2 separate regions of the Homo sapiens genome follow, and region 2 is linked to region 1. The links are chromatin loops, found by intact Hi-C in ENCODE. Cell type or tissue: A673. All regions are shown on one strand. Links, peaks and the distances in the headings refer to the core of each region. The heading gives the core; the rest is flanking DNA.

Region 1 (8,351 bases), core at 173-8,172:
ATGGTTTCAGAGGAAATGAGGCTAGAAACTCTGAAAATCTGATGCCTAGCATTAAACAGAATATGGAAAATTCATACTACCTGTTGAATCATTAGTAGGGGAAAAGGGGAAAGAATATTCTGAATTCTCACTTTAAATTCTTGGGCGAACTGGGGGAAAAGAGAACTATGGAGGCAGGCTTCCGAGAAACTGGAAGGAAAAAGTTGTTGGGCCAACATCAGAAATGAAATGCAGATCTTGAACTGGACTCTTCTTCTCCTTTAGCATTTCTTGTTTTGAGTGGCATTTGACCAAATGAACTGAAAAATCAAATCTGTGGTGTGATGTGGCTATGATGGAGACAAATGTCCATTGAAACACGTGGGACCTAAAATGAAAGTAAGGGGATATAGAATTAATCCAATATATCACCACTCTCCCATATGTCAGCTTTAAAGATTTGGTCTCTCAGAAACTAAAGAAGTGAGAGGCTAGTGAATTAATCCAATACATCATCACAAGATCCTTTGGTATCTATCTTCAAATTCTGATCTCTAAAGGTACAGGGGACAAGTCTAGTCATGTTAGAGTATTTATGGATTTTGCAAGTTTCCCTTTAGCTTATTCATTGGAAGTTTTGCATAAAAGATAAAAGCATAGACTAAATCAACAGCAGCATTAATTGGAATCATAAACTAAAAATAGGAAAAATTTAAACAAAAACTAGGAAAAGCTCCATTCCCATATTATAAGAATAAATTCTAACCCAATTATTTTCTCCTACTCAATTCAGTTACCGTTTTGTGTCCTTGGGATGATAATGAGAATTTTACTTTCCTTTTTTTGGTGGCTCTGCCTGTCAAAGAAGAGCCCCATGGGAGCAGAAAGTATTATGTCTTATATTTGTGCCTACAACCTGTATTTACTCCTGATGAGGCTGCTGTGTATGGCTCTGCTTTCCATTTAAAACTTAATTTCTCATTAAATAGTTTCTGTTTTTAATCAGCCGGTCAGCAGGCCATAATAGCTAATCTTGTAAAAGGGTTAAGTTTTTATCTGATTCACATTTATTTGAATCTCACAATTCAAATAAGAGAGAAAAACATATCCAACTTTTCTTAGGCTGGAGACACTGAGTGGGATATGAGATGTTACATAGTCATGAGACAGTTGCTCTGAATAATAAGTGAAAACCATAAAACCTACAATATTTTGGCTTGAATAATAGATCATTAGGTAGTTATAAAAGAAAGGATCTTGATGATAGATTTAAACAGGACTCCAAAAATATATAGATAATTCCCCTGTGAGAAGCTAAAGCTTCCTTTCTTCATACATGTAATCCTAAGAACAATATTTTGTTTTAATTTAAACCTAAAATTACAAAACTAAGCCATGCCTGATGCTGGAAAAGGCAACTATTTTCACAAATGCAGTTACACCATCTTGGCTTGAGAGTTTTGCAAATATTCATTTGGAAGCTGAGGTTATTAGCCTTTACTCCTGGTACCAGAATGACAGCATAAATCCTCGGACCAATGTACACTGTAGTACATTCATTAAGATACCCCCAGATTTTTGGATTGCCTAGTTATTAGGTGACAATGCTATGACATTTTGTGTCAAGGGGCAGTGGCAGCTGTCACAAAGAACAGCAGGTGGTCATGCAATTGCTGTATCTCTACTTTAACTTTTCACAGCTCTTTCAGTTAGGAGTGAACAGTAGCAAATGGGACACCCACGTTACTCTCATTTATTTAACAAATTTGAAAGGTATATTGAGGTGAATTACTATCTCTTGTCAAAGCGGTCTAATGGCTGCTACAGTTACCTTTAAGAGGGTAGTAGTCAGTGGCCTAAGGGATTGAGTGGAAACCACATTGGTTTTAGTGGTAAAAGATATTTGCCAAGAAAGAAAGGGCAGAGAAGAATTCATGGTGATCCTTTGTCTAGGACTTAAAGTGCTATAAAACATTCTTATAACTCAGCTGGCAATCACATAGGGGAGAAAATAGAACTGTTTGGTTTTCCTTGAGTGGTAACCTAAGGTAAATTATATTTTAACAAGGGCTATTTGGGATTGGATGCAATTGTATAAACCCATGAGAATTTTTATTTGTTTTACTTTACTTTTGGATGGCTGTCCAATTCCTACTTTAAGTCCTTAAGACTCAGAATACTATTTCTTTAATCACTAGCTTAGCACAGTTTTCTGTGCAAATTTTGAGTACCGGGCCACTGGCATTTCCTAATTCAGAAGCAGATATTTTTTTGAATGTGGTCTTGAATGCTTTGTCTTCTCCTTCAATTTCTCATGAGGTTGGAAAACATTTATTACATTTTCTTCTAATTTATTAGAATCATTTACTTGGAATATTTAGATATTCGGAGATACTTTCAGGTATTCACAGACTATCTCCAAATTTTGCATCAAAATTTACAACGTCCCCTAGGTCAGTGATCCCTAACCTTTTTGGCACCAGGGATCGGTTTTGCGGAAGACAATTTTTCTTCCAGAGGAGGTGGGGGGTGATCATCAGGCATATTAGATCATCAGACGTTAGACTCTCATAAGAAGCGCGCAAGTTAGATCCCTCGCATGCGCAGTTCACAATAGGGTTCGTGCTCCTATGAGAATCTAATGCCCTGGCTGATCCGACAGGAGGCGGAGCTCAGGCAGTGATGCTCCCTTGCCTGCCACTCATCTCCTGCTGTGTGGCCTGGTTACTAAAAAGGCCAGGTATGGCCCGGGGGCGGCGGCTCACGCCTGCAATCCCAGCACTTTGGGAGGCCAAGGCGGGAGGAGCACCTGAGGTCAAGAGTTGGAGACCATCCTGGCCAACATGGTGAAACCCCGTCTCTACTTTAAAAATACAAAAATTAGCCAGGCGTGGTAGTATGTGGCTGTAATCCCAGCTACTTGGGAGGTTGAGGCAAGAGAATCTCTTGAACTCAGGAGGCAGAGGTTGCAGTGAGTGGAGATCGCGCACGGCACTCCAGCCTGGGCGACAAGAGCGAGACCCTGCCTCGAAAAAAAAGAAAAAAAAGGCCAAGTATGGTAATTGTCCGCGGCCTGTGGAAGCAGAAAGGAAATTATCTTAAGATTCTGAGTTTCTTTTTTTTCTGCTGAGAACTAGCTGTTCCTTTGAAAATCACTTCATTCTCCTCAGTAAACTTGGCTGCATTCTCTTTCTGCTAGAATATTCTGTAACCATTTGAGTAGTGAGTGTAATGGGGTCAGGAACTAAGAGATTGAATCAGACCAAAAGCATTCTTCAAAAACCTACTATGTGCCAGGACTCTCTAGGTTAGTCAGTGTTACCACAAAGAGGGAAGATTCTGTTTTATCTCCAAGAACAGTTAAACGCTTATCTTTAATTTAAGTGCTGGATTGAGTGATTCAAGGTGTAGACAATACAGAGGCTCAGAGAAGGAAAAGACTGAAAATACTCAAGACCAGAATCATTTGCTTGAAATTAGTAACCTTAGCGTTTATTTACAGCCTTAGAAAAGTCCAAATAATGAAGTCAAATTGGTAACAAGATGAAAAAGCTGACACAAGTACTCCGTGTTCACATGAAAATAGTAGACTAAATAGTAGGTTGCTCTGATCCAGCTGTGACATTGAAAAATGTCACTTTTACTTGTTAAGTATTATTGCCTCTGAATTCTTTTCTATGTAAAACTCGAAGGTCACCTGACACCGTCAGGCAATTACTTCCTCTTTCATTGTGCATGTCAATGGCTGATAAAGTACACATCATTACAGTTTAGGAATGCTCTATTCTTTTCCTTTTACACTGGCACCTCCTTGGTGATATGCATGATTTGGCTGGGGTAGAGAAAGTTAGTAGGAGTAATCACACAGTTGCATGCTGTGAAGAAGAGTGAGCTTTATTTACAGCACAGCACTCTGATTTGGCTTTAAGAGAATTACATCAACTAAAAATTATACATAATAGACTTGGCAGAAACACAAGCTGGTGGTCAGGCCTGATTATATCAAATAGAAACACTTGGAAAGTAATGTTTCCAGGCTCTTACTCAGATTTATAACAGGTGTCCACAGGACAGTAATCCTCATAGATCCTTAAATGCTTTCTAAATGCTAAGGTTTTGAGCTAGAGATATCCTGTGGCTGCTTGACAAAAAGCCTTATGCTAATTAAGATCTATCCAAGTCTCCTGATCTAAGATAAGTCAGAGCCTAAAAGGAAATCATGTTGGGAATTGATTCTCTCACTGTGATATAGTTGCCATAAATTTTGGAGGAATTTTCAGGCTACAGATATAAATCAACTTACAGAAAAAATTTAAAAATAATATTAGCCAGAAAAAAATAGACATTGAAAAAAGTCACTGATAATAAATAATTAGTATATATAATCATTAGTATTGTTTGGGTTAAATTTGCCATTGTTTTCCTCAAAATAATATGCTTAGGGCTTAATGTAATTGCTTTCAAAGGACTGGTTTGTATGAGTGGCTATAACATATGAGCCTTTGTTCTAGCAAATAAATTCTAAGAAAAATAATAATTTGTCTGCTTGATTGTTTTTTGTTCTAGATTGTGAGTTTGATAATGGCAAAGAGTGTCAATTATTTCCACGTATATTGACAGTACCTAGCACAATTCCTGTCTCATATTATATACTCAGAAAATGTTGGGTGACAATGCTGAACAAAAATATTTTCAATTGTGAGTTTTCTTAGGAATAACAAGAACATTAAGGAAAGCAAACAAAAAATGGATAGGGACTAGAAATTGTTAAGGCATTTAGTTGTCTGAGCAAAACAAGACCTATATTCCATCAGATCCATTTTTAAGTAAACTAGAAATGTAAAATAAAGTAGCAGAGTTCTTGAGTTAATGCAGTAATTCTTCTGTTTTCTTTACATAGCAATAAGCAGATTTTCAAGACTTATTTAGATATGATCTTGGATTTGTTTTGGATTTATCATTTGAGCAAGTTCTGCCACCTCGACTTCTGCATTTAGACTCTAGGAAATCATTTTGCCATATGGTCAGAACTTTTTTGAGTTGGTCAATAACAACCTGAAAGGTCAATAATAATGAAAATAAATTTGCAACTGTTGAGAAGAACTCTTTCATAAGAAAAAATGTAGCCAGGGATAGGCAGTTGATGTAATCATGTATGACAAGAAGTGTTCAATGTAATTATTCTAGCAGAAAGAAAAATAGTTTATTAAATTTGCTTTGAATTTTACATTTGAGGATCTCAGAGATATTTAGTCTTGTCTGAAATATGTTCTAACCTATGAGGACATACTAAATTCAATGACTAAACTACATATACATCTTTAAATTGATAGAGTTAATTTTCATTTTCAGATCATGATATATAGTATATATAAACTTCTCAGCTATAATATGAAATATGGTATAATATGGAAATGTAAAACATATACTTGGGGAGTGGGACTGTATGTTTTCTGTCTAAATATTCTGCTTTTTAACATCAGGATTGTAATTTTACAAATTATTTGAATGACCAAGAAGCCAGCCCTGCCTATTAGGTAGGTGTATTATAAACATTTTGTAGATGAGCAGCAGAGGGTAATATATTGCAAAATTCACACAAGTAGTAAATGGCAGAGAGAGAATTTGAACTCTGGCATTGGACTTGGAGATTTCTGTTTTTAAATGAAACATTATATAAGTAGAAAAAAATGCTAAAGTTCAGTTTAATGACCACCATCCCAATCCCAGTCTACTTCTCCTTGATTTTCCTCAAAGGTAATTAGTGACCTCTCCGTGTGTTGCTTATTCTTCTAGACCTTTCACTGTGTCTTTGCATATGTATATATGTACTCTTAGAGAATATTTAGTGTCAGGTCCAGGATACTAAATTTTATAGTCTTAATATATAAGTGATGTAATACAGTTTTTGTCATTTTGAAACAACTTTAAATTCAACCATATGTTTCAGAGACACTTCAATTTTAACATATTTAGTTCTACCTCTTCTTTCTAACATGTGCATAGTGTTCTGCAGTGTGACCATATTTCCTTTATTTTAACCATTTCTTTCTGTGATGGTTAATGCTGAGTGTCAACTTGATTGGATTGAAGGATACAAAGTATTGGATCCTCTGTGTGTTTGCCAGAGTGTTGCCAAAAGAGATTAACATTTGAGTCAGTGGGCTAGGGAAAGTAGATCTACCCTTAATCTGGTGGGCACATTCTAATCAGCTGCCAGCAAATATAACGCAAGCAGGAAAACATGAAAAGTAGAGACTAGCCTAGCCTCTCATCTTACATCTTTCTCTCATGCTGGGTGCTTCCCGCCCTTGAATATCAGACTCCAAGTTCTTCCTTTTTGGGACTCAGACTGGCTCTCCTCCTTGCAGAAAGCCTATTGTGGGACCTTGTGATCGTGTAAGTTAAACTCCTACATATATCTGATTAGTTCTGTTCCTCTAGAAAACCCTGAGTAATACACTGTCTTATGAACAATAAGGTTATTTTGGTTTGGGAGAGAAAAGATGCATATTTATGGTAATAACTTGATTTCTATTAATTTCTCAATTTTTAACTATAATTGGACATTGATATTATTACTTGCTCTTCCATGTATCCATGTATCTATAGTTTTGTTTTCAAAATTGTTTTATAAATATTGAGTGATAGTCTTATTACATCAGTTCAACTTATCATGTATTTATTGAATATTTGCTATGAAGAATACTCTGGTTTAAGTATCATGAAAACTAAAATAGATATTTTATCTAAAAGCCTATGTTATAGTGAGAGTAAAAGACATTAATATAAAAAATATGAAAAATTAATATGTGACCTAAGTTATAGAAAAAAAGCAACATTCAACTGGATTGTGGGGGAGAAAAAGAATACTCTAAGGGAGCTGTGAAATGCTTCTTGAGAGAGATGAAAATCTGAGACACACATTAGTTAGAATAAAGGAGGGAAGAGATTAATGGATTGGTCTAATTCCTTCTTGTATGAAGTAGGCTTGGGTGGTTTGTTCAGGCTGTCATTCTAGAGCTGATGGGTCCTTCTGGTATGAGGATCTTTCTAGAGTGTTACTAATGAATCTAAAAGCCCTTGTTATATGTCAGAACTGTATTGGAAAATCAAACATGCAGTCATAGTAAAGTGTCAGTCCAAGGAATCCTCAGATAAGCAAAAGGCAGCTTTGATGTAGTGCTTTACCAAGTGAGGGGCACACCGGAATGCAGGATAGGAATTCTGGAAGATGAATATAAGTCAGTGTCTGGGGAAATATCATAATACACTAGAACTCAGAATCTGGTGTCTCTTTATGGGGTATTTCTAGCTGCACCATAGATAGAAGGAGGGATTTTATTTTATTTTATTTTTTTGAGACATGGAGTATAGTGGCATGAACATGTCTTACTGTAACCTCAACTCCCTAGGCTCAAGCAATTCTCCCACCTCAGCCTCCCAAGTAGCTGGGACTAGAGGCACATACCACCAGGCCTGGCTAATTTTTAAATTTTTTTGTAGAAATGGAGTCTTACCATGTTGCCCAGGCTTGTTTCAAACTCCCGGGCTCAAGTGATCCTCCTGCCTCAGCATCCCAAAATGCTGGGATTACAGGTGTAAGCCACCGTACCCAGCCAGAAGGAAGAATTTTAAGGTCAAACCAAGGTTGTGGATTGGGGAAATTCAGAGGTTTTCATCAAGCAAGTGATATGTTTTAGGATGTATTTTGGGGTGATGCATGAAGGGAAGAAGATGTACAGGAGGTATAGGCGATCGTGAGGATGCTGGAAATGTGGATTACAGCACATTGTGACCAAATGCTAAGGTCAGTCAGGTTCTGATTTGAATAATAAATGATGAAGTATTAAATCTTTTCTTCCATGAGGAGACACATGATCAACTCTCTTCTTAAAATAATTCTCTTGCAGGACCTGTGGTTGGACTAAAGGAGGAAAGATTGGAGAGAATAACAGTTATGAGACTCTTAAAATAGACAAGGTGGTGGTACTGTAGTCTTAGGTAACAATAGTGGAATGGAAAAGAAGACTAAACAAATTTGAGAGACACTACAGAAATTGACACCTTCGGATGATTTTTCAACTGATTTGATATAGGATGAGGGAAAGGAAAGAAGTCAAAGATGGTATTAACAACCATAGTTCAACTATTATTTAGTTAGCTATGTGCAGGTCATGTATCCGTATACTTATATATTTAATTTATATTCATATTTTAATTTATTTATATATCATTACTACAAGTGCTTTTTTATTCTGAAGGAAACTGAGACCTTTTTTATTCTGAAGGAAAAAGAGGTAAAGTAACTTGCTGAAGGTCAAGATCAAAGTCCCTGGCCCATGTAACAGTATTAATTTAATCATGACCAC
Region 2 (8,351 bases), core at 231-8,230, 95 kb after region 1:
AATCTCATCTTGAATTGTAACTCCCACAATTCCCATGTGTTATAGGAGGAACCCAGTGGGAGGTGATAGAATTATGAGCGTGGATCTTTCCTGTGCTCTTCTCGTGATGGGAATGATTCTCACAAGATCTGAGGGTTTTAAAAATGGGAGTTTCCTTGCACAAGCTCTCTCTTTGCCTACTGCCATCCATGGAAGACATAACTTGCTCCTCCTGGCCTTCTGCCATGATTGTGAGGCCTCCCCAGACACATAGAACTGTAAGTCCATTAAACCTCTCTTTCTTCCCAGTCTCAGGTATGTCTTTATCAGACGCATTAAAACAGATTAATACAGTAAATAAATTACAGAAGGTGATACCTAAATAACAAGTAGAACAATAAAACAGTTTCAAACCTCTATAAGAATGAAAGCTTTCAAATTCAATTAATTGACTATATAAAATACATCAAATATATCTTTCAATTGGCAAAAAATGTAAATATCTATGAGCTATAGGTTTAAAAGTGCTCAGGATCCAGGTTTTTTTTTTTTTCAAATATAGAGCTTGTATCAATATTTTTTATATTGGAGGAGAATCAAATAGCAATCTGATGTGGTTACAAATCAATTCTAAATTCAGAGCATATTAAACTAAACTCATAGCTTTCTACCTCAAATTTATAAAATTAAAACTAAACCAATAAATACAATAACATTCAGTTCAAAATTATAGAAAAGTAATAATAGAAAGAAAAGGAAGCAAATTCTCAAATCTCATTCAGAATTATTGTCAAAGTGGTCAAGTTAGCCTGCAAATATTGATCAAAATATTAGATTAATTACCCATATACCACATTGTAAAGTATTGATGTCTTAAAATTGGACAATGTTGAACTTAATTCTTATTTAGATTTCCAAATTATATATTGAGGTTGTAAAGCAGGTGATTTTAGTGGCTTAATAGGCTAACTGCATGACATGAGCCATAGGTATCATTATGAAATAATAATACATTTAACTTATTAATATAGTAGATAATGTCTTCATAGAAGAGTGATAGATTTCACAGTTGCTAGGACTGAAAATTGCCATAAGTTGATACTAACAAGATTCCATTCATTTCATCATTATATGTGTTTTATAAATTTATTTTGAATATAACAGAAAAACCTGACATGAAATAAAGCATAGTCTTCCAAAAGCTGTGTTTTCCTTTGTTTATAGCAATTGCAGAAATCCTAGGAGTATTCATGAAAATGAATGCAATAATATAGGAAACACAAAAGTAAAAAATCTATTTTATGCATCAAGTTCTTGAATATATTTATGAGTATTTGTCATGCTTAGTTACATCAACCGTTGTGTATAATTTAAGTGTTGGAAGCTTTTCATATCATCATTTGGTTTTCACATCTACACTGAGTATATCCCTTGTAACAAACATGTTTGATACCATAGCAGATGAAGTTCTTCTTTGGTTACATTTTGACCTGCCATTTCCCTAATGCTTTATTTTAATATATTGAGATTGGTTTTCATATATGATTCAGGCCAATCTACCTAAACCATGCTGAACTACAATCCAAAAATATAAGCCATAAAATTTAATAAAATCTTTTAAAGTGATGATATGCTTTTAGTCGTTACATAGGAAATAAGTTTTACAGGCCATTTGTTACAGAAATTTTGAAACACCAAATATTGAAATTATCTTTATTTTATGTTTTGTTATTTTTTTTCTGGTCAAAGTATATTTGATTAACCAATTTTTAAATGTATTTTCTTATATCTGTTCCTTAAATGATATTTTTCACTCTGTTTCTTCTAGAACAGTTGTCCCTCTGTATCTTTGGGTTCTGCATCTGTTGATTCAACCATCACAGATTGAAAATATTTTTTAAAATTTGGTCTGTACTGAACATGTTTAGACTTTTTTCTTGTCATTATTCCCTAAATAATACAGTATAACAACTATTTACATAGTATTTACACTGAATTCAATATTATAAATAATCTAGGTCTAAAGTACATGAAAAAATGCTCATCATTACTGGCCATCAGAGAAATGCAAATCAAAACCACAATGAGATACCATCTCACTCCAGTTAGAATGGCGATCATTAAAAAGTCAGGAAACAACAGGTGCTGGAGAGGATGTGGAGAAATAGGAAGAGTTTTACACTGTTGGTGGGACTGTAAGCTAGTTCAACCATTGTGGAAGACAGTATGGCGATTCCTCAAGGATCTAGAACTAGAAATACCATTTGACCTAGCCATCCCATTACTGGGTATATACCCAAAGGATTATAAATCATGCTGCTATAAAGACACATGAACACATATGTGTATTACAGCACTATTCACAATAGCAAAGACTTGGAACCAACCCAAATGTCCATCAATGATAGACTGGATTAAGAAAATGTGGCTCATATACACCATGGAATACTATGCAGCCATAAAAAAGGATGAGTTCATGTCCTTTGTAGGGACATGGATGAAGCTGGAAACCATCATTCTCAGCAAAGTATCGCAAGGACAGAAAACCAAACACCGCATGTTCTCACTCATAGGTGGGAACTGAACAATGAGAACACTTCGACACAGGAAAGGGAACATCACACACCGGGGCCTGTCGTGGGGTAGGGAGATGGGGGAGGGATAGCATTAGGAGATATAGCTAATGTAAATGATGAGTTAATGGGTGCAGCACACCAACATGACACATGTATACAAATGTAACAAACCTGCACATTGTGCACATGTACCCTAGAACTTAAAGTATAAAAATAAAATAAAATAAAATAACGTAAACAGGAGGATGTGCATAGGTTATGTGCAAATACTACGCAATTTTATGTCATTGACTTGAGAATCCATGGACTTTGGTATCCTTGGGAAGTCCTGGAACCAATTCCACATGGTGCTAAGGGAGGGCTGTATAAGTGTATTTAAATTCACTGCTAGCCTTTTTAATGTGTTTAAAAATACACTTCATTCACTATGTAATCTAGACCTGATTTAACCTTGGTTTTTTGTTTCTACTCTTTCCTGCTAAAATAGACCAGGATATGTTTGGGAGTAAAGAAGGATATGTATAAATGCGGTAGGATGCAACGAACTTTTACTAAAAAAGTAACTACCTTCTGACAATTAAACTCATAAAATACTTATATAACACGTCTGGTTAAAGGCTTGTGTTGATATTATTTAATATAGGGAATACTGGAATATTTATCTAATAAAGGAAATAATAGGATTTGGACATCCCCCCAAAAATTTGAATTTTGATAGGGGAGATATTGCAACAGATGTTGCAGTGAGTAATTGATAGCCAAAACCTCCTGGGAAAAGGGCAGACATCAGTATTTTTAATGAATTTCCCATGTAATCCTCTTGTAAACTGTGGAGGTTTGTGTGGAATTTAACACATATACTTTATTTAGTTCTTCTTTTTGTGAAGTTAGTTTTCCTGAAGTTTTAGGAAGGTTCTCGGTTTAAGCAGCTTGTCTCACTTCACTGAGCTTTTTCATCTGTGTGTGTATTTAGTGTTCAATATATACATAGTAGCTTGTTTTAGGGGATTTTATGGTTCTGTCAGTTTTTTTCCACATAATTCTTTCCTTCCTTCACATTTGCTGTTCTGCATAGATCAATTTTGGTTCCACTGTCAGTAATTATTCCTTAATGTGGATTACTGCTCTAGAGAGAGCTCTAGTGGGTCAGTTTGAGAGTTAATAAGAGACAATCTGCTTCAGCTCCCTCAGACCATCTTGTGTATCCCTTGATTTCACTCACTGGCTTCTATAAGGGAAAAAAAGCAAAAACCAAAAAATAAAACCCCTCAGTTTTAGCTGTTATTCTCAAATTGACCTGCTACTTGTTCCAGGGAATATCTGTTGGCTATTTGGTATCCTCTTGTTCTTGGGTCTGTCCAATATCCCATTGCTTCTATCACCCCCTTGTGAATAGTATGCAGTTCTTGTAGCTGCTGGCAGTTTGTCCCCATCTGCTGATATATTTGGGTTTGTGGAGATGTCTTGTCATCTAGTTTTATAGAAAATGCTATTTATGGGTTTTAATTTTGCTCTGTAGTGATTTGTGTTTATTTTTATGCGAGAATGCAAGAAGGTACAATACTGCGCCACGATATTCTAAATCTGTATGTATAGACAGCTCTAAAGGAGATTCTTATGTAGCAGTGTTTTATGGCACGGCATTTCAGCCCCAGTGCCTACTTTCAACTAATCTCAGTTTGTGCTTCTCTTAGTTTCAACACATGAGACAATCTGAGTAATTATTATCTAGCAAAAGCTTAGTGATCCTTTTATCTATTTATGGCCTAAGAAACCATGAATGGGAACAGGAAATGGTACACATTTCTGTTTCAAAACTGAACATAAGAGATCAATGGGGGAAAAGGATATGGCTGTCAAGATGTATTATAGCATTCAATCATGTTTTTTTTTGGAATAGTAAAACATGAGATTAAAAATGTAAAGAAGACTTCTTTCTCATTCTGTTGCTTTTGCCTGAATTTACCCCGTGCTTCATAGTTTGATTCTAACTTTTTGCACATTAGTCCTGATCCTTTGTGGGAACATTTTCCTGGTCCATCCTTTTTCCTTAGTCTGAATTAAATGTTTTCCCATTCATTCCCTATATTTTAAATTTTTGTCTTGCCTTTCTCTAACTCAGACACTGGATGTCTCAGGATAGGAATTGTGTTTTTTCTCCCTGTATCTATAGCATTAAGCACAGCATTGTCCATGTAGAAGGGACCGATAATTAGTAAGGAATAACTGATGAATGAACAAAAATACAATTTTACTACTTAGCATTTATCATCAGCTATTTGTGTTAGGCTGAATACCTACCATCATCCAGGATATTTACATCCTAATGCCAGAAACTGTGAATATGATAACATCCTCCTGAGAGCTCTATTTCTTAATACTGTTGCACTGGAGATTAAGTTCTAATATGAATTTTGGAAGGGACACAAACATTCAAACTCTAGCACCTCTAGAAAGAATTCAGCCCTGCCAGGAATTTGAGTTAGATTTCTGACCTCCAGAACTGTAAGAAAAATTTGCGTGGTTTTAAGTCAGTTAGTTTGTGATAATTTATTATGGCAGCCATAGGAAATTAATACATATTTGGGTACCTGGAAGTGGATTTGCAAATATCTAAAAGTGGAGAAATGGTTTTGGAATTGTATAAGGGGAAGAGGCTGGAAGAATTTCAAGGAGCATGGTAGAAAAACCCTAGGTTGCTTTGAACAGACTGTTCATAGAAATAAGAATATTGAAGTCGCTGCTGGTGAGGCTCCAAAAGAAATGAGAAGTACAAGAGAAAAAAACCTATTTTATTTTAGAGAATACCTAAATAATCATAAAAAGAATGTATATAGATATATTAACATTAAAGTTGCTTCTTTTGAGTGTTCAGAAGGAAATGAAGATCATGCTATTGGAAACTGGAGGAAAGGAGATCCTTATTATACAGCAGCAGCAAACTTAGTTGAATTACATCCTACACTTAGATAGAAGGCAAAATTTATAGAAGATGAACTTGCACATTGAGCTGAGATGATCTCAAAGCAAAATGTTAAAGATGCCCCTTGATTCTTTTTCTTGCTGCTTATAGTGAAATGCAAGAGGAAATATAAGTTGAGCAACTGTTAAGCAAAAAGGAACCAGGACTTGATTTGAAAAACTCTTAGCCTATCTCTATTGCCAAAGATGCTAAAATGAGAAGTTGCACTGTCAGAAAGCATGCTCCGGAGATAAAATCAAAGGTTTGGCTGGATAACCTTTTGCCAGTTCCTCCAGTGGATCCAAAAGTCAAAGGGTTTAGTCTCACAGAACGCTCTTCGAAGAGGTTAGGCATGTAACTCATGGATCCTTTCAACCATCTCAGCAGAATATAATACATTAATCCCCCTTATACACAATTTTACTTTCCAGAATTTTAGTTACCTATAATATAGTATAGTAAGAAAACATGAAAAAGAGAGGTAGAGCACAGTTACATCAACTTTATTACAGTATATTGCTATAATCTTTAATCTCTTACTGTGTCTAATTTATAAATAAAAATTTATCATCGTCTGTGAGAGAGGAAAACACACTCAAAACATGTTTTTCTACCCTCTCACTCACAACCACAATCAACACAGAAGATTTATGTGACCAAATGTGGGGTATTTCTCCCCACAACAAAAAAGCAATCAATTCTGTGGTGGACACTAGCTGGGTATCCTCCAATTAAATTCTAACATTAGCTACCTGGGCCTCTGGAACTTATGACCAAATGATTTTAAGCTGGGGTTCCCATGACCCCCTCTTTGGGTTTTATTAATTTGCTGCAGTGACATACAGAACTCAGGGAGATGCTTATGTTTGCCGGTTTATTAAAAAGGATATTTCAAAGGGTACAGATGAAGAGATTCCTAGGGTGAGGTATGGAGGAAAGGGAGCAGAACTTCCATGTCCTTCCTGGGCCTGTCGCTCTCCAGGATCCCTCATGTGTTTAGCCATCCAGAAGCTCCCAGAACCACATCCTTTTGTTTTTTTACGGAGACTTTGTTACATAGGCATGGTTGATTAAACCATTGGCCATTTGTGATCAACTTAACCTTCCACCCTTCCCCCTCCTCTAAGTTTGGGGTGTGGAGCTGAAAGTTGCAACCTTCTAATCATGCCTTGGACTTTCCAGTGACCAGCCCCCATCCTAAGGTTACCTAGGTGCTACCAGACATTAGTCATCTCATTAGCAACCAAAGAAAAACTTCTCACTTTGGAGATTCCAAGGATTTAAGGAGTTGTATGCCAGGAGACAGGGACAGAGACCAAATATTCATTTCAGAATATCACATATAGATACATTTATATAGGATAAAACCTCATATATACAGCATTCAGTTACTACCTAAGGTTTCAGGCATCCACTGGGAGTCTTGGAATGTATCTTCAGTAGTTAAGGGGAGATTACTATAGAAAGATCTATAGAGGAGACTTTTCTCAAATGGAGACTGTGAGGAATACATAAAAGATCCATAGGTATTTGGGAATGTTACTGCAGCAGAAATACTGTCAACTTGGATGGAAGGAGATACACAGAGAATCAAATAAAGAGTGCTTTCAGGCTTCCAAAATTCTACAGAAAATAAACAGACTAATACTACTACTCAATTGCAAATATGTGCTATCCTTCATGTAAACAAAAAGATTGGAAGGAACCACAGGCCCAGAGGGAAGAGCTGTGAGCCCAGAGCATGGAGTCAAGAGCCAGAAAGGCACAACCCCAAGCAAGAGGAGATCATTCTAGGCTTTGAAACCTAATCGAGTTTGCCCAGTTGGATTTTAATATTGTTTAAGACTTACTACTTATTTTTTCATTTCATTTTCTCTGTTTTTGAAAGAGAATGTTTATCATTGTTAAGCTATGCCTGTCACCATTGTAGTTTAGAGGTAAATAACTTGTTTTCTAGTTTCACACATCTACAGACGAAGCAGAATTTTGTTCCAAGATGTATTAAATTCAGAATCTCACACTAATTTAGATCATTTAAAATGGTGGGATTTGGGATTTTCAAACTGATTAGACTTAGATGAGATTTTGCAGTCAAATTGATGCTGTGATTGATGATTTGAGACTTTTGGTTACCTTCAGATAGGTGAATGTATTTTGCATTTGGGGTAGATGTGAATATTAGGAGTAGAGAAGGCACACTGTGTGTGCTAGGCTGAATATGCCACTCACCTTCACCCCCGCAAAGATGACTACATTCTAATCTCTGAAATCTGTGAAAATGTTACCTTATTCATCAAGTGGGACCTTCTAGGTATGATTAAATTGAGGATTTTGAGGGAGGGAGATTATCTTAGATCATACAGGTGGGCCCTAAATGTAATCACAATGGTCTTTAAAAGAAGGAGACAAAAGGATGAATAAGAAATAGCAGATGTGACAAATAGAAGTTGAAGGGATAAAAAGGGGGAGCTATGATCCAAGGAATGCAGGCAGCCTCTAGAGGCTGAAAAAGGGACAGAAACTGATTTGCCTGTGAAAATTTCAGAAGGAACACAACCCAGCTGACATCTTGATTTTTTATTGTAAACTTCTAGAACTACAGTAGCATAAATTTGCTCTGTTTATGCTATTAAGTTTCTGGCCGTTTGTTACCAAAGCAATGGAATAGTAATACACTGTTGTATTTTGTTTGCTGCCTGTGATCAATAAAATATACTTTTAAGTAATGCAAAAACAAACTGACATTTGTTTTGTGCTCATGTAGAGAATATATTTCCAGTAAAGATTTGAAGATATTCTCTATTTTATTTTTCTTATGATTTTCACAAGGTACA

Evidence for each region. A loop is a pair of places that touch in the nucleus more often than their neighbours do. Peaks named below come from ENCODE experiments on the same cell type or tissue, not always from the same donor. Only the 100,000 strongest peaks of a DNase experiment are listed, where the experiment ranks them.
Region 2: it touches region 1 in a loop (9-fold over the local background); 1 of 110 quality-filtered maps calls a loop at or near these places.

Annotation. Positions count from the first base shown.
Region 1 is chr1:106,742,307-106,750,657 of GRCh38, reverse strand. LOC124904233 (a long non-coding RNA gene) reads right to left here and starts at 2,519. Exons shown (of 2, transcript XR_007066260.1): 1 at 2,449-2,519; 2 at 1-367. In A673, for the core only: no CTCF peak of the experiment used is centred there; a DNase peak (open chromatin) is centred at 3,877; H3K4me3 peaks cover 438 bases; H3K27ac peaks cover 682 bases.
Region 2 is chr1:106,647,187-106,655,537 of GRCh38, reverse strand. No RefSeq gene overlaps it. Among named protein-coding and RNA genes, the nearest start is that of LINC01661, 170 kb to the left of the region's middle. In A673, for the core only: CTCF peaks have their summits at 3,777, 3,978 and 8,014; a DNase peak (open chromatin) is centred at 4,307; H3K4me3 peaks cover 1,068 bases; H3K27ac peaks cover 906 bases.